Linked DNA regions of Homo sapiens: region 2 is linked to region 1. A link is a loop called in an ENCODE intact Hi-C map of the cell type or tissue named here. Cell type or tissue: endothelial cell of umbilical vein. All regions are shown on one strand.

Evidence for each region. A loop is a pair of places that touch in the nucleus more often than their neighbours do. Peaks named below come from ENCODE experiments on the same cell type or tissue, not always from the same donor. Only the 100,000 strongest peaks of a DNase experiment are listed, where the experiment ranks them.
Region 2: it touches region 1 in a loop (24-fold over the local background); 3 of 110 quality-filtered maps call a loop at or near these places.

The regions. Positions count from the first base shown.
Region 1 is chr4:148,280,500-148,288,499 of GRCh38, reverse strand. The region is part of intron 2 of NR3C2 (nuclear receptor subfamily 3 group C member 2); the gene reads left to right. Among named protein-coding and RNA genes, the nearest start is that of NR3C2, 160 kb to the left of the region's middle. In endothelial cell of umbilical vein, no CTCF peak of the experiment used is centred here; a DNase peak (open chromatin) is centred at 3,759.
Region 2 is chr4:149,027,680-149,035,679 of GRCh38, reverse strand. LOC107986195 (a long non-coding RNA gene) reads right to left here. Exons shown (of 4, transcript XR_001741441.2): 4 at 2,822-8,000. Among named protein-coding and RNA genes, the nearest start is that of LINC02430, 120 kb to the left of the region's middle. In endothelial cell of umbilical vein, a CTCF peak has its summit at 4,062; DNase peaks (open chromatin) are centred at 4,089 and 6,269.

The sequences.
Region 1 (8,000 bases):
TTTATGTCACCAGCCAAACTCTTCATTGTTATTTTTACTAGAATGACAGCTCCATGAGAGTAGAGGCATTATGTGGGTTTTCCACCCTGGTGCCTAGAACAGTGCCTGGCATTTAGGCATGCAGAATTAGTACTGGCTGAATGAATTTAGAAATGAATTATGAGTGAACTAACATTTACAGAGCATCTATCAGTTGTGCTTTGTGCTGCTCACATAATTTATAAGAAAATAGTCATGTATTAGATCCTTATGAGGTAGGTATTATTGTCACAATCTTACAAGAAAGACACGGAGCTAGAGAGTAGTTTGAATTTACCTAAAATTATTCAAAACAAGGTCCAGTGACCTCTAAAATGTGTATCACTTATACCGTGGTATCAATGGGACCAGAAATAGCCAGCAGTAATGAGAGCTGGGTTTTAATTTTCTATGTGCTGTTTGCAGACTGTTTTTTTATGGAAATGATTTTATGGAAATCATTTTGGTTTTCTGTTCTTCAGTCTCTTTATGAAGAATATAGTTAGTTAAATGTTTTCATGAATCATTTTGAGGGTAAGTTTGATATAAGTGTTTTTAAAAAGTATTTCAGTAGGTATTATCTACTATCTACTTTAGCATGTAGTTGGCACCTTTATTTTGTCTGACGTTAAGAACTTCTGAATGATGCAGTCGAGACAGTTTGCTCATGCTATATTTTTTAGAGTTATGTAACCAAAAACTATTATATACTTGTCCAGGAGTTACTATATATAAAAAATATTTACAATACACACTCAAGGCATTGTGTGACATATTTCCTACTAGAACTTGATTGAATGTAATAGTGAACCAAAATGAAAATAATATGGTACCTGATTGTTTTATCAAATAGTTTTCTTTTAATGGTATTTGCCTTAATAGAATTTGAATTTTTTAAGTATAGTAATTTATAGGAAAACTTTGACAGTTTAAGTTGGCAATTCCAAATCAGCCCACTCATTGTATTCACTAAAGTGTTCTTCCAAAAATAAATGAGTAGGCTGGCATTGTGTTTTAAACATCGAGCTAATTTTGGTTAATTATATAAATCTAAAAGCCATGGGCAAGGCAGCAATTCAGTCTTACTAGATGATGATCAGTGAAATTGTAAGACAGCTTGCTGAATGATGCACATCAAGCTAATAACCTGAATGCATTGTGTCCAAAAGGACAGTGTCTGGCAGAGCATCAGATAGGAAGCCTTCCCAGAGCTTTAATAAGGGGCTTGTGAATGCTTGCAAAAGAGGGTACAAAGTTAGAAACAGTAGTAATGGCTCTGATCAGAATTCAAAAACATTAGAGAAAAAAATAGTTAACAGTAGAGAAAAAAAGTGGTTTCCATGCATAGCTAATAATTCTGTTACATGGTAGAAAGCTGGGGTTGAGCAGCCTCATGGGCCATCCCTTACTTGCTGCTTATCTCTAGTTTTTGTTTAAATAAAATTAGAGTGCTACATTATGTGGGGCTTTCATTTAAATTAGTTGAAATTAGTATTCTGCCACTAGCAAACAGGAAATACAGATGCAGAATAAGAATGTGGTGCCGCTGGAGAGTTTAGAGGACTTGACTCTCTAACGACATTCCCATTCAGAAAAGAATTGTGACTCCCTTTGTACATGATTGTAAAGTAATGGCACAAATTATGTTATGAGAATTTTTTTGCTGTTATTGTGTTCAGTTGGTATAGTTATGTTGATGTATATAAAATTAGAGTTTGAATTTATTGAAATCTGTGTACAATCATAGAAGCATTTTTTTAACCCTGTATCTCATCCCTTGCCTTAAAAAAGGCTGTGACTATTTAGAAAACATCTTTGTACCTGAAAGTTGTATGATTTCTTTATCCTGGTTAAACTGATCTGTGATTGTCTCTTGGATTTATTCAGGAAAGAGGTGCATCTCTCCTTCATCCAGATTCCACCGGATGAGCCAAGAATGACTGTTGAGGCTATTTTACTTAATGAATTAACAGATTTGACTGAATTTTCTTTTTGCAGTGACCATATGGTTATTGTGAAGATCCATGTAATTATTTGTAGAAGTGAATCACAGGGAATTTTGATTGCTGTAGACTCTAAACAACTGATCCATTTAATCAGATTTTTTTTTCAATTCTGTACAGCCTGATTTTTACTAGCCTATACAGTCAGAAGCAATTAAATAAAGTCCTACAAAAGACAGCAGAGACTGGCTTAAAGCTAAGTTGAATAACACAGCTGGGTTTTTACAGTGTTTCCTTTGGTCTGTTACTCTTATCAGTGGGCTTGGTTTAGCATATCCCCAGAAAATTATATTCCTGTAACTGCCAGAGAAGTTTATATAACAAAATGATTTGTGCCACACACCCAGGCTTGTCCTGCAATATCACTTTAGATAAAGCAAACATTTTTCAACTATTTCTATTTAATACATTGCTTCCAGACTGTTCTAGTCATATGTTAATTACAAAACAAATGATGTATAAAATTTCATTTGTTTTTAATTGTCTTTTTAAACACATATTGCAAAATCATTCTTTGAATAAAACTAACATGTTAATATTTTCCCTCTAGAATGAATTCTGTGAAAGATAAATGTATTTTATAATGTATCACATATGTGAAATAGAACATTGATAGGAATTATGCAAGAAAGCATCGCACTTTTTAAGGTAACAGTACATTTGACTGTCACTGAAGTTACTTTATCACATCTCCACATGTACAAGACAGGGAAGCAGTTGCATTGTGTGCCAATGGAGGAAGTTTTTTTTGTTTGTTTGTTTTTGTTTTTTTTGAGACAGAGTCTCACTCTGTCACCAGGCTGGAGGTCAGTGGCACAATTTTGGCTCACTGCAACCTCTGCCTCCTGGGTTCAAGCGATTCTCCTGCCTTAGCCTCCTGAGTAGCTGGGACTACAGGCGCACGTCACCACGCCCAAATAATTTTTGTGTTTTTAGTAGAGATGGGGTTTCACCATGTTGGCCAGGATGATCTCAATCTCTTGACCTCGTGATCTGCCCGCCTCAGCCTCCCAAAGTGCTGGGATTACAGGCAAGAGCCACCACGTCCGGCCTGGAGGAAGTTTTTAAATTTCAAAAGGAGAAGTATATTTTCTGGACTTTTCTATAAACCAGTTTGTTGCTTCTCTTGTTGATGCCAGTAGAATTTATACAACTCCAGCAACATCGTTTGGGAAAGAGCCAGTTTTTCCTGTCTTTCACAATAGAAGTTACTGATTAGAAGACCCTAAATATTTTTTAGCATTTTCATGTCCATGATAAAGGCTGCAACAAGGGGTAAATAACTTTCCTCTTATGGCAGAAAATATTCTTATGAGACCCCCAGTGCACTTTTTCAGTATGGTGTAATCACATGACAGTTGTAGGGTAGGACCCTCAGAACTGCAGCTCACATCAAGAGCTGTGGGCTCCGAAAGTGAACCATATGTTGCTGTAGTCCAGAGAGATACCAAGAGAATTGGCTTCTGAGTCCAGCAAACCTAGATTCAAGTCTGTCCCTGCCAGTACCTGCTCTGTAACTAGAGGGGAGTTATAGTTAGCTTTTACTAGCCTGAGTTTTTTGTATATGAAATGAGAACAATGACCAATAGTGAGAAGACTTTTTTGTAGGACTGAGTAAAATAATACATGCAAAGACCCCAGCCCCTCAGTGCTCTCAGGTCAACACATATTAATTTCCTTCGTCTCTCTTTGAAGGTCAGAAAATTTGGACAGTGGCGTAGAATTACAGTGCTGTGGGCCAGTGTGCCATCTGATGGCAGAAAGCACTAATTGGATCTCTCTGCATGTCAGTGTAACATAAAGCTTGGCTCACAAGATACAAAGTCATAGATCCTTTCTCACCCTCCTTTGCTGGTAAGAAGGCTCTAACTGAGATTCTTGACAGCAAAATGGATGATTAGGAGTTTTTATAGTAACTTGAATGTATTTATTCTTTTACCTGATGTGTTTTAAAAAAAGAAACCTATCATTTGTATAGGTAAAAGTAAAATTGCTAGTGTTACTGAACACAGCGTGAGTACCTAGTCTTGACACTGTCATGAGCTATCGACACTCAGACATGTTCTTTTATCCTTTGATTCACACCTTCATCAGCAAATGTGTGTTGAGTATTAATATATGATACCCCTTTTGCTGGAGACTCAAAAATTAGAAGACCAACCCTCTATTTATAGGCTTATAAGCCTATCAACTCCTTCAGAGTAGAGGGTTGGCCTTCTAATTTTTGAATCCCCAGCAAGAGGGGGGAGCATTCCATACATAAGAGTTATGTTCCATACATAAGGCTCTACTCTAAAGAGTTATGTTCCATACATAAGGCTCTACATAACCCAGAGGAATACATGTTGGTAGAGGCAGATCCAGGCCAGACCTCCTGCGTGCTCCATTAGGCCCCCACCCCTTTGCTGTTGCAGTGTCTCTTTCTTCTTTATAGACTTATCTCTCCCGTGGGACAAGGTATGTGGTAGAAGGTCAAGAAAATCTTTCCTGAAGTGAATCGAATTAGTATATGATACTTTGAAAGTGGTCATTACGAGGGTGGGGAGAGCCTGGTAATCACTCGCAGTCTCAGTTGTCTCCTGTGTGTTATGAAAGAGTTCATGTCCTTTTGAATCTGTGGCAACCACTGGTAAACATCAAATAATAATTTGCCAGAAACTGGTGAAATCAAATATAAATCAATGTACAATGTACTACATTCTTTGTTGCCTAAGCAGCATTTATGAATTAACCAAGTAATGAGTTATGTTATTTTTTATTATATAGGTTGCATAATTTTTAGCACTTTTCTTACCATATTCTAAAAACCAATAGAGGGATTGTAAGGGCCTTTTGCCAACTGAACTATGAAAAGGGTAGATAAGGCACTGAATATATGACTATAAATGAAGTTCAACTGAAAACAACCTCAGGTTCAGATGATTGTTGTTTAACATTTTTTCAATTTCTTGAGCCTTTCAGGGTTTTTAAAGCACTTGCAAGCCTGGTGATCACCATGGGAAAAACACTGAGAGTTATTGGGGTCACCATTGCTCTTGTGATTCCTTTATCAATAGGTTCTTTATGAAAATAAACTTGGCATGAAGGGAACACTGTAAATTCTGAGGGTTGTAACTGGGTATCATTTATTTAAAAGTTTAGTGATCCTTTGAAAAACCTCACCAATTTTGTAATGTTGTAATTTTTAAGACTAACCAATGGTGCTTATGTTTTTCCTGATCCATTCAGTTCTCTGTAATGGCTAAAATTGGCTTACCTGACCCCACTCTTAGGCAAGGTTGTTTTCATTTTTACTTACTTTTATGAAAGCTATCTTATTCCTTTGATTGCTGCTGCTTATCTTTAAAATGACCCAATTAGTCTGATTGTTTACTTCTTCAAAGTGCTATATGTTTGCACTTATAACACACAGATTATTTTAAATAACGTTTCCTTGTGGTTTTGCTGTATGTGATTTTTCCCCCTCAGCTCTGTTTCCTTCCCGTTCCTTCTAACCTCATCTCTGATTTCATTGTGTTTTGTATTCCTCATATTCCCTACCAGTCCTTTAGCTTGTATTCTTCCCGCCATAGCCTTTGCCTCTTTTTTGCAGTCCAGTAAGGCCCACTCTGCCTATTGATGCCATGTTTTGCTTATGTCCCTCTCTTATATCCCTTCCTTGGTGTTCTGCCTTTTTACCTATTCTCATGTTTTCTTCACTCTTATTTTCCTTCTCTCATCAACACTCTTGGAATTCTTTAGTCTGCTCTTGCCAAATGAGTTTTAGGCAATATCAGGATATTTTTGTCCCCTGGGACTGCACCCCCTCCAACTCCCCCACTCCCACACACCCTGTGTTTAACTGGGACTTTCTTCCTTGTTTTCTTGCTCTTTCTCGTTGGAGACTTTGTCACTATCCTCTCTGCATTCTGCTAACACAACTTGTTCAATGAATGTTTGTTGCAGGAATAGACTGACTTTTCTAATTTTATCCCTACTTTTATGCACATACTCTTATGCTGTAAGATATATTAGGCTGGCCTGTAGGATTTATCTTGAACAAATTTCCATTTAATTTTCCTATTACATAAAATGGTTTTATTGCTAATTGTTTTCTGAGCCTACCATGTAGGAAATAAATAATCTATAAGAGATACTCAGAAAAATTATGGCCGGGCACAGTGGCTCACACCTGTAATCCCAGCACTTTGGGAGGCCAAGGCAGGCGGATCACTTGAGGCCACGAGTTTGATACCAGCCTGGTCAACATGGTGAAACCCTGTCTGTACTAAAAATACAAAAATTAGCCTGGCATGGTGGTGCACGCCTGTAGTCCCAGCTACTGTGGAGGCTGAGGCAGGAGAATTGCTTAAGCCCTGGAAGCAGAGGTTGTAGTGATCCGAGATCACACCATTGCACTCTAGCCTGGACAACAGCGAGACTCTGTCTCAAAAATAAATAAATATATGAATAAGTAAGAGATACTCATAAAAATTAATGAAAACTTTTAGATGTTAAAATCTTACCAATGCTTCAAGGCCCACTTCAAGTATCACTGCCTCTGCAATGAATTAATCTCTTACCAGACTGTTTCCATGACTCCATTTCTATGTATTTTGTAGCACTCATGAATATTATACATGGTTATCTTTACATATGTTTGTACTTCTTATTAGTTCCTCCAAAGGACAGGAGCATCTTTCCGTCTCCTATAGCATTTAGCATGATGCCCTGCACAGCAAGGATACTTGTTGACATAACATAACACAGATGTTTGCTAGACTGAATCGAGAGGTATAATGAGTATAGAAAATGAAAATTCAGAGAATGTGGTTATTGAGCTAGATCTCCTCATGAGGCAAAAAGAAGCAGTGAAGCTCAGGCCAAAGATTGGACCTTAAATAAGAAAGCACAAAGTACAGGGTATATCTTAGGAAACACTGATTTTTGAAGCTTTAAGATATATAATGAGTATTTCAATGTTTTGCAGTCAAATTTGCTAAATTTGTGAAGGAAGAAATGTAAATATATTTGGTAGTGATTGAAATTATGGAAATATACATTATTTGCCCATTTTGTTTTTCATTGAAAGGACGTAAGTCACTGTGTTAGTTCCTAGAACCATAGCGCTCAACTATGTTTGAATAATTTGAAACTTTTATTTCAGTTACATGTAAGTAACTACAGTTTAAACGGTTTTCCCTGCATTTACGTATAACTGCAGATACTGGTTTCGTGGAGGAAAATAAAATATGCTTTCTCTTATCTTTCACCCGCTTTTTCCCCAAGTCTGCTGCTCTTAGTACCACAGTCTGCTCCTCTCCTTTGGAGGTTATAACTAGAACAGGGATAAAGAAAAAGCAGAGAGGGGTCCTTGTGAACTTAGAGAACTGGGGAAAAAGAATGAAGTCTCAGGAGATGAAGGGAGGGACAGACACTAAGTGGAATTCTCAAGAAAATGTCTCTAGCAGGTGCCACAGCTCTAGCCCAAGGAGCGGAGACTGGGACTCAGTTTCTCTTTTTGCTCCTTGCTTTCTCAGCTAAGCTCTAACTGTTCTCTCAAACATGGTTTAATAAAGATTCGTCTAAAAGAGGAATTAGTACACACATTAATCTGTGACTGTTAGCTTTATATAGAGTTTACCAGAGGAAACAGCTCATGCACAGGTGTATACGCATTCTAAAACGGAATTAGGCTAGGTGCAGTGGTGCACACTTGTAATCCCCACATGTGGGAGGCTGAGGCAGGAGGATTGTGCTTGAGCTCAGGAATTCAAGACCAGCCTGGACAACATAGTGAGACCCTATCTCTACAAAACATAAAAATAAAAAAATTAGTTAGGTGTGATGGTTCACATCTGTAGTCCCAGCTACTTGGGAGGCTGAGATGGGAGGATTACTTAAGCTTAGGATGTTGAGGCTGCTGTGAGCCCTGATTATACCACTGCACTCCAGCCTGGGCAATAATGTAAGATCTTGTCTCAAAAGTAAGAGAATTAA
Region 2 (8,000 bases), 750 kb before region 1:
GGCAACACAGCCAAACCGTATCATTGAGAAACTAAAGCTATGTTAAGAAAACAGCTAAGGAAAGTTCCCCAGTGATGTGGTTGTCAAGTGGCATTTATGCCTATTATTTTGTTTAAGGATATTCAACTTGATCATCCAATTTCAGCAAAATCTTCTATACTTCAGAATACCCTGCAAATGTGATTTCAATTTTTTGGTAGAAACTGAAGGGGGGATAAATTTTACATCTGAGTCAACATGGTAAAGAAGAGAGTCAGCAGGGGACCCAAGGACAGATGTGAACAGAGAAATTGAGTTACCCAGAAATGTTCAGAAGTATTTGAAAAGGCTTTGTGCTGTCATAGGATTTAGACAAGGGAGTTCCACCAGAGTATCTACATCTCCATAGGACAAGAGAACTCACTTGCCTTTCAGTTAGGCTTATTTTCCTAAAACATTGTCTATTTTATTGAAATATTCACACTTATTTAAATTTGTCATATTATATTCTTTTAGAATTTCAAAATATCTCATCTATTATGATATGTTTTTGTCATACATAATATCCTATATTTATATTTTCTATCATTTTTATTCATAGTTTGATGTCTTCCAAAAGACCAAAATCTTGGATTACTTGATCTATTCTCATGATTTTTGGTTTCTAATTCATTAATTTATAACTGTATTTTAATTATTTATGCATATGTTGGCCTTACAAATTTTTAAGATGTGTCAAAATATAGAGCATAAAATAATGTATACTCGTCTACCATCCTAACTTAAAAATAATGCTCTTACTTTCTCGAATTACCTTTTTATATCTTTTTGCCTATTTTCTGTTGGGTTGTTTGTCTTTTGTTACTGATTTTAAGAGTCTTCATATTTCTGGAACTTCCTTCTGTTATGTTGGTTATATTTGTTGCAAAAAAAAACTTTTCTAAGCCCGTCTTTTGTCTTTGGCTTTTTTAAAAATGGTGCTTTGTGATGTATATAAAATTTTAATATGAATGTGATCAGAGTTGTTAATTATTTCTTTATAAAATTATTTTAGGTTTGTAAAAGAAATCCTTCTTGGCCCCTATGGTCATGAAGATATTTTCCAATATTTTATTCTTCTCTTGTTTCCATTACATTTATTTGGTTGAATTTATAAGTTTTGTATTTGTGGTGAGAGTAGTTCTTACACTTTTCTTGATTGATTAAAAAATTCGATTCATAAATGTTCTGTCTACATCCCATTTGTTTATATATACAATATTGTCATTTTTCCCTAAATATTCTGTACATACAGCTTTTATTTCTTACTTGTTCCTGAAACTATTTAATCAAACTACTTTGTTTAAAATTTTGTCAGTGATTTGTTTTAATTTAATAATGCCATCAGGATCCATCTAGGTATTGATTATTATCAGTTTTTTTCTTATACAAATGGTATCATTCTATTTGTGGAATCTTTTGTCTTAGGAAATTTCCTGTAAACTTGCTTTTAGGATTGTTTGTATAGTAATGTTTACCAGTGATCTGTATGCTGGTGCTTCACTTCTGACTTTTAGATCTACCATCTTCTCTCCCATTTGGTCCTTCTGTTCCTATTCTCTGTCTCTATTTTGGGAAAGCTTTTCTTTTACTCCTTTTACAACAAAACTTTATTTTTCTGCAGTGTCATTTCTGTCTTATTCTGAACCTGGCCTTAATTTTGTGATTATACTTATGTTTTTACAATTTTTCCTTAGGCCATTCAATTTTTTTGTCATTTTTGTTGCGGTCTTACCATCCCATCCTTTTTCTTTTGTTTCATAGCATACAGATTTCCACAAATATTTTCAAGAGGACAAAGATTTCTAACATGCACTCCTTTTGAAGTTAAAAAAAAATCCTTTGTATCTTACATGGTAAGTCTGTTTTCATCTTGAAACATGTGGAGACTTTTCATAGACTTCACATGTTCTTTTCTTTATTTATAAGAAGCATAGTCCGGTATGGATTACTAAGGGTTATTCAGGGTTCCCCATGTTGACCTCCTGATTCTTTCAGAATCTTCTCATATAATGGGCTAAGAACTAGTTAACATTCTCCAGCCCTAATATTGGCAGTCTTTTATTTAGAATGGATCTGTTGGACAGGGAAGGAGGTCTCCTACACCATCTGCCACGTCATTAAATAATCAGGAGTTGTAGAGTTTATTCTTTGATAATCAAGCATAAGTATAGTGATTTAATTGCCCAAATCAGAAAATGAGAAACTAATTTCCAGAATTGATTATGCCCCTGGTTCTTCCATTCGGACTGCTTGACTTACAATCCCTTCGTGTAAAGACTCTATTATTCTGTAATTCTGCCTTTAATTGCTACGTATTTCTTCTAATAGTAAAAAAGGAGAGGTAACAATAGGTTACCTTGTAAAGTTCCTCCCAGGCAAGTAGGTGGTGAATTCTCTTCCTCAGTTTCATGTCCTTGCCTGGGAAATTGGGGTTTCCAGCAGGAGCGCTTGGCTAGAAATCAATGATCAATTTTCCTGCACTGTTCAACATATCTGTCTGAGAGATTTTATCCAAGCTTTGGATATTAAGAATTTCTAATATCCAGTATTTGAAGGGTCATATCCTTTATTTCTTATCTAAGTTGTGGTTAAGCATTTGCATTTATCTTTTTGTGTGTGTTTTAATAGCATATTGAAAGACAGAGAATTGGTCATCTTAGACTTCTGGCAAAATTAGAGTGTTTGCTATTTGGTCTCAGGTCCCCTTTACACTCTTAGCAAATATTAAGAGCCCAAAAGAATCTTTGTTTACATGGTTCATATCAATCAATACTTGCCATCTTGGAAATTAGAAATGATACATATTTAAAATGCATATTTATTAGTTCACCTAAAATAACAATAAACCCACTATATGTTAACATAAACAACACACTTTTATTTTTAAAAATCTATACTTTCCAAAATAGACAAAAGCCTAGTGAGAATAATGGTATTGTTTCACCCTTTTGCAGAACTCTTTCATGACTAATTGAATGGAAGACAGTTCGATTCTTCTACATTCAATCTGTTGTTTTTAAGTTACTTTAATTAATGTATATAAAACAAATCTGTGTTTATAAATACTTAATGCAAAAGTAAACCCCTTCCCAAGGGATCCTTGGACCACACTGAAAAAAACATTTGAAAATGTGCTTTTTCATGTTGACATACCTCTGTGCAACACAGATAATCTGATTACAGAAGAATAATTTAGAAGGATCAAGTGACTTGCCTGACCAGTAATTAGTAAAAGCAAAACTTGAACTCAGGGGATCTGAATACAAAACTTTTCTTTCCTGCATCTAAGCTTCATCTAATCAAGAAATGAATCAGGCTCCAGCCATCTTGCTATTATATATTTTATGTTTGCATGACTCCATGTAACTAGATGAAAGGAGAGTGTCTCATATTTAAATTAATCTCAGGTTTCAGAAACAAGATTCAATACTGCATGATGTTCATCTTAGACATACAAAAAGTACAAATCTTTCACTTGTTCTAAATCATCGAATTACAGCAGAAGGAAGGAGAGTCAACGTGCAAGCTCCTTGAGGAGGGAAAACCTGTTCACTCTCCATTTGGTTCACCTTGTGCCTAGTGCATAGCATATACCCTGACAGTCAGATGTTTAACAGGGAATTATCAAGAATAAAAAAATTATTATCACTGTGTCCACAATTAGGAAAGTTTTCAATTATCCTAGGAAGGAAAAAGCACAGGAATTGCCTTCAGTTAAGGAAAGGCACAGATGGTGAGATGGGATTTTGGAGCTAGATCACTCATCAGCTGGCTGGCAATGAATACCCAATAACGGGATTAGGAATAGCTATTGGTGTAAGGTAACATGGCAATTGTTAAACCTTTCACTAAAGGTGAACTGGAATGGTACAGCTGTGGAGGAAAGTGCACAGGCAGGTGCAGGTGCAATGTGTCAAGTCTTTCAGAAAAGAAATGGGGAAATGGTAATGATAAAGATAATAGAATTGAATGGCAACTGCTGGGGACAATTAATGTTCTGGTGAAAGATGACAAAGGCTAAAGGTGATTACTCATCAATTACAAGCTAAGTGTGAACACTAGAGGGCCTCCAAGGCAGCATATAAAGGCTTTCATTTTCTAGAGCAAAGATAAAGAAAGCTGAGGACCAAGCAGTTTCCAAAGTTGGTAAATTCTCAACCTAGTCAGGTCCTCTATGCTAAGGGTAGAGGCCTAATGGGAAAGAATGGGACCTAGAAACATGGGATGGGGACATTTGGGGTGATGAACTAAAATATCTCAAATCTCCTAATTCTATTAAGCCCTCTGAGCCTGCGTAAGTAGCTCACGCCTCCCTATAAAGACTCCATACTTTTCTCATCACTTGCAGACAATGCAGAGACCCCTTCACTACAAGACAAGAGGCGCCCCTCTCAGGATCTGCCACTATGTACTCCCCTTGGCTCCAGGCCAACACATAGCGTTAAGGTGCAGCATAAGACAACTAGAGAAGTGTTGGGCTTGCCAAGGAAGGAAAGTGAATATGCACACATGGAGTCAATTTGCACCAGAAGGAAACTGGGGAGTACTACATGCCTGGATTCTAAAGGTATTTGATTAAGGAGAGGTGGGATAGAATATAAAAAAGGACAAGAGAGCATTTACTATTAAAGCCCTCTCCAAGGATATAGGATGTGATACCCTGGCAAGAATCTTGGACAAAGTATAAATGTTCTGCTGGGATAGCTTGTGAAACTTGGAGAAAGCAGTGACCTAAATGAAATGAACTTGAAATGCCAGAAATATCATGGCAGGCAGTAAAAGTAGGGAGCAAAAGGGTTAGGAAAGTTGGCATGCAAGAACATATATACTGTGTAAGTCTAGGAAATACACCAGATGAATACATCCTATGGGAAGGCCTGGAGGGCATGGCAATTACCAAAGTGAGTGAGATGGGTACCCACATCACTGAGAAGTTCAGAAGAGGCATTCTCCTGTAAATTAAGGCTGATAGTAGGAGATGCTGTTGTGGAACTGGACTCAATAATGGCTATGTGGATGATAGGCTTCCTCCTTCCATCTATCCAAAGTGGCCACCATTTAACCATAGGAGGCAAGACGGGCCCAATTATCAAATGAAGTGGCAAAGGCAGAGTAGCATTCAGGGACTTGATCCATGGAAAGCTATAAAGATGATTAATAGAACATGGTATTCTCAGGGGCAAAATAAATGTATAGCCTGCAGTGATGTAAAATCTACAAACAAAATAGTTCAGGAAAAGATAATCAAGAGACTGAGGGCCACTACTACAATAAAAAGTCACAAGCCCTGTCCATTTTCCACATTTACCCCAGTTTTGCAACACAGAACCCACTGACTTAAAGAGAGGTGAGTTTTCCAGAGGGAACAGACCTGCAATACTATGGCAAATGCCTATGGTAAAAATTACCCTGATTCATTTCTTGATTAGATGCAGCTTAGATGTCCTTTACTTAGGTAATTATAAACTGTGGAAAGAGAATTTTGAGAACAATTGAATACATTAGGCACTGATACTTGATCATCCGAACATCGGGGCCTCCCTGTTAGAGTAAGGGCACTCAGAGTGGGTAGAACTCAGGTAATAAATTATAATCCTGGCTGAGATCCAGCTTACAAAAATCCAATAGGTTCACAGACCCACCATCAACCATTTCATTAGTAAAATATGATTGATTGGATATAAGTGGTAGTTTGCCCACCCTACTCCCAACCTTGGTTGATTGGACTGTGGGGTAAGAGATATCATTCTATAGAAAATCAAGTGGAAACCAAGAAGACTCAGTCAAAATAGTCAAAAACAAGACCACATTCCTGGTGAATGGGCAGAGATTAGCGTCATTCTTAACCACCTAAAAGATGCAGAAGATATAGCCCTTAATATATCTCCAACAAATTTATCAGTCTGCTCCCTACAAAAGTGAAATGTTTCCTAGAAGAGGATACTAGACCACTACAACCTCACCCAAACATTGGCCCCAAGATTCTGTGCTAGATGCACTATCCCTGCTAGGGCAGATTAGCATGGCTTTGCTCATGCAGGTAACTTCAAATCTTATAAATTTATCACTCTCCATTTTTATCAGAAAGGGTGTAAGGAACATGGTTGTGCTGCAGCCAAGCAGGCATAGGGCAGCAGGCATAGGCTGAGGTAAACAGCCTGGATGACTCAGCAGGTTTGTGACACAGGCGCACAGTCCCATGTCTTATATAATCATAGCCATGTAGACATAACATAGAGAAGTTCCCCACCTGGCTCTCAGCCACTATTGTTTGTATAGTGTAGAAATGTAACACTGATCCTGTGAAAAGGCTGCTGAATAAAGCCATGTCTCATCTACCTGCTGTCTCTCGAATGTTCTTCCAGCTCCCTGTCCCACGACCAGCCACTCCCCTCAGCCCTCAGCTGGGGACGGAACCTGACCCTGAGCATGACAAAGGGGAATCAGAATCAATTCATGTTCACTCAGAAGGATCAAGAGTGAATAGTCTTGCCCAAGACTATGATATCTATCTTGACTTCTGTCATGTTATCAGACAGATCACTTTGATCAACTACATTGATGATTTTATACTAATTAAACCAGATACACAAGAAGTTTGCAAGTGCTTTGGAGGCTTTAATAATACATAGAAACTACAGAAAGAGGAGCCCCTTCTTAGGAAGAGTTAGGGGTCTGACGCAGCAGTAAACTTTTTAAAAGTCCAGTGGTCTGGGGCATGCCAGGATATGCCTTCTAAAGTAAAAGACAAATTCAAATTATTGCATCTCATGTGCCCTACCACAGAGAAGAATGCACAACAGCTGGTGGATGTCTTCAGGTGTTAAGAGGGAGCATGTTCCACACCTGGGCATAGTTCTCCAGCCTAGATATCAGATGTAAGGAAAGTCTGACAGCTTTGAATAGGACACAGCTGGAAAGGGTTCTGCAGCAGGTCCAAGCTGAATTTATGACCTTATTTCCCAGCAGATACGATCAAATAGGAGACACATGGTGTGAGAAAAGATGCATGAGATGGAAGTGTGAGAGACCCCACTTAACATCCCTCCAAGTGACCCACTACGTGGATCTGAGCTGCCCCTCCCCCAACTCTAGATACTGTGGGGATAGAGGTCCTGGTTCTCAAAGAACACATCCACCTAGGGACACAGCAGAAGTCCCGTTGAACCTTAAGTTACAGCCATTGCCCACACACTTACGGCCCTCCATGCCAACAGACCACAGCCAAGAAGACAAGTCACCATTTCTGGAAAGAGTAATTGGCCCTAACCATCAGGAGAAAGTAGAAATCCTGTTACACAGTGGGGGCATAGTGGAATAGGGTTGGCACCCAGGTGATTCCTTTTGATGTGTCTACTTATGCTCACTCAGTTTTTGTGATTCATGAACAAATGATATGCCATGGCCTGAGAAGGGCATGATGGTTATGGGCTCAGATTCCTAAGACCCCGAAGGTCTGTTTCAGAGCCACCCGAGAATGGAAGATGTGCTAGCTGAGAATGAGCAGCATGCAGAATGGATAGTAGAGGGAAAAGCTGATGAGTGACAGTTGTGGCTACAAGTTCAGCTCAGGTGTTGAGAAGCTGTTTGTCCCACTCGCCTTCATCTAAGGTTCTCCCAGGACAAGAGGTCCACCAGAATTTGCTGCTCTCAGAGTCTACACAAAGAATTGGATCGGGACATCATAAGGGGTGGTCCGTAGTGGGCGCTCTGATGCACCACTTTGATCTCCCTTTAGTACTAAGGGACATAATCCTTATGCTTCTGGGAGTGCTGTGGGATGACAGATCCCAGCTGCCAGCCTCACAGGAATTACACTCACCTGGGGAGCTACCTTGCCAAGGCCACACTCCTCCCTGGGAGAAGCCTGTAGCCAATGAATGGTATGAATGGCCGACACTGTGGTATAAAGCTCAGCTGACTCTCTTAAACCGGGAATAACATTGAAGGGCCATCCCAGCTGTAGAGCCCTATATGGG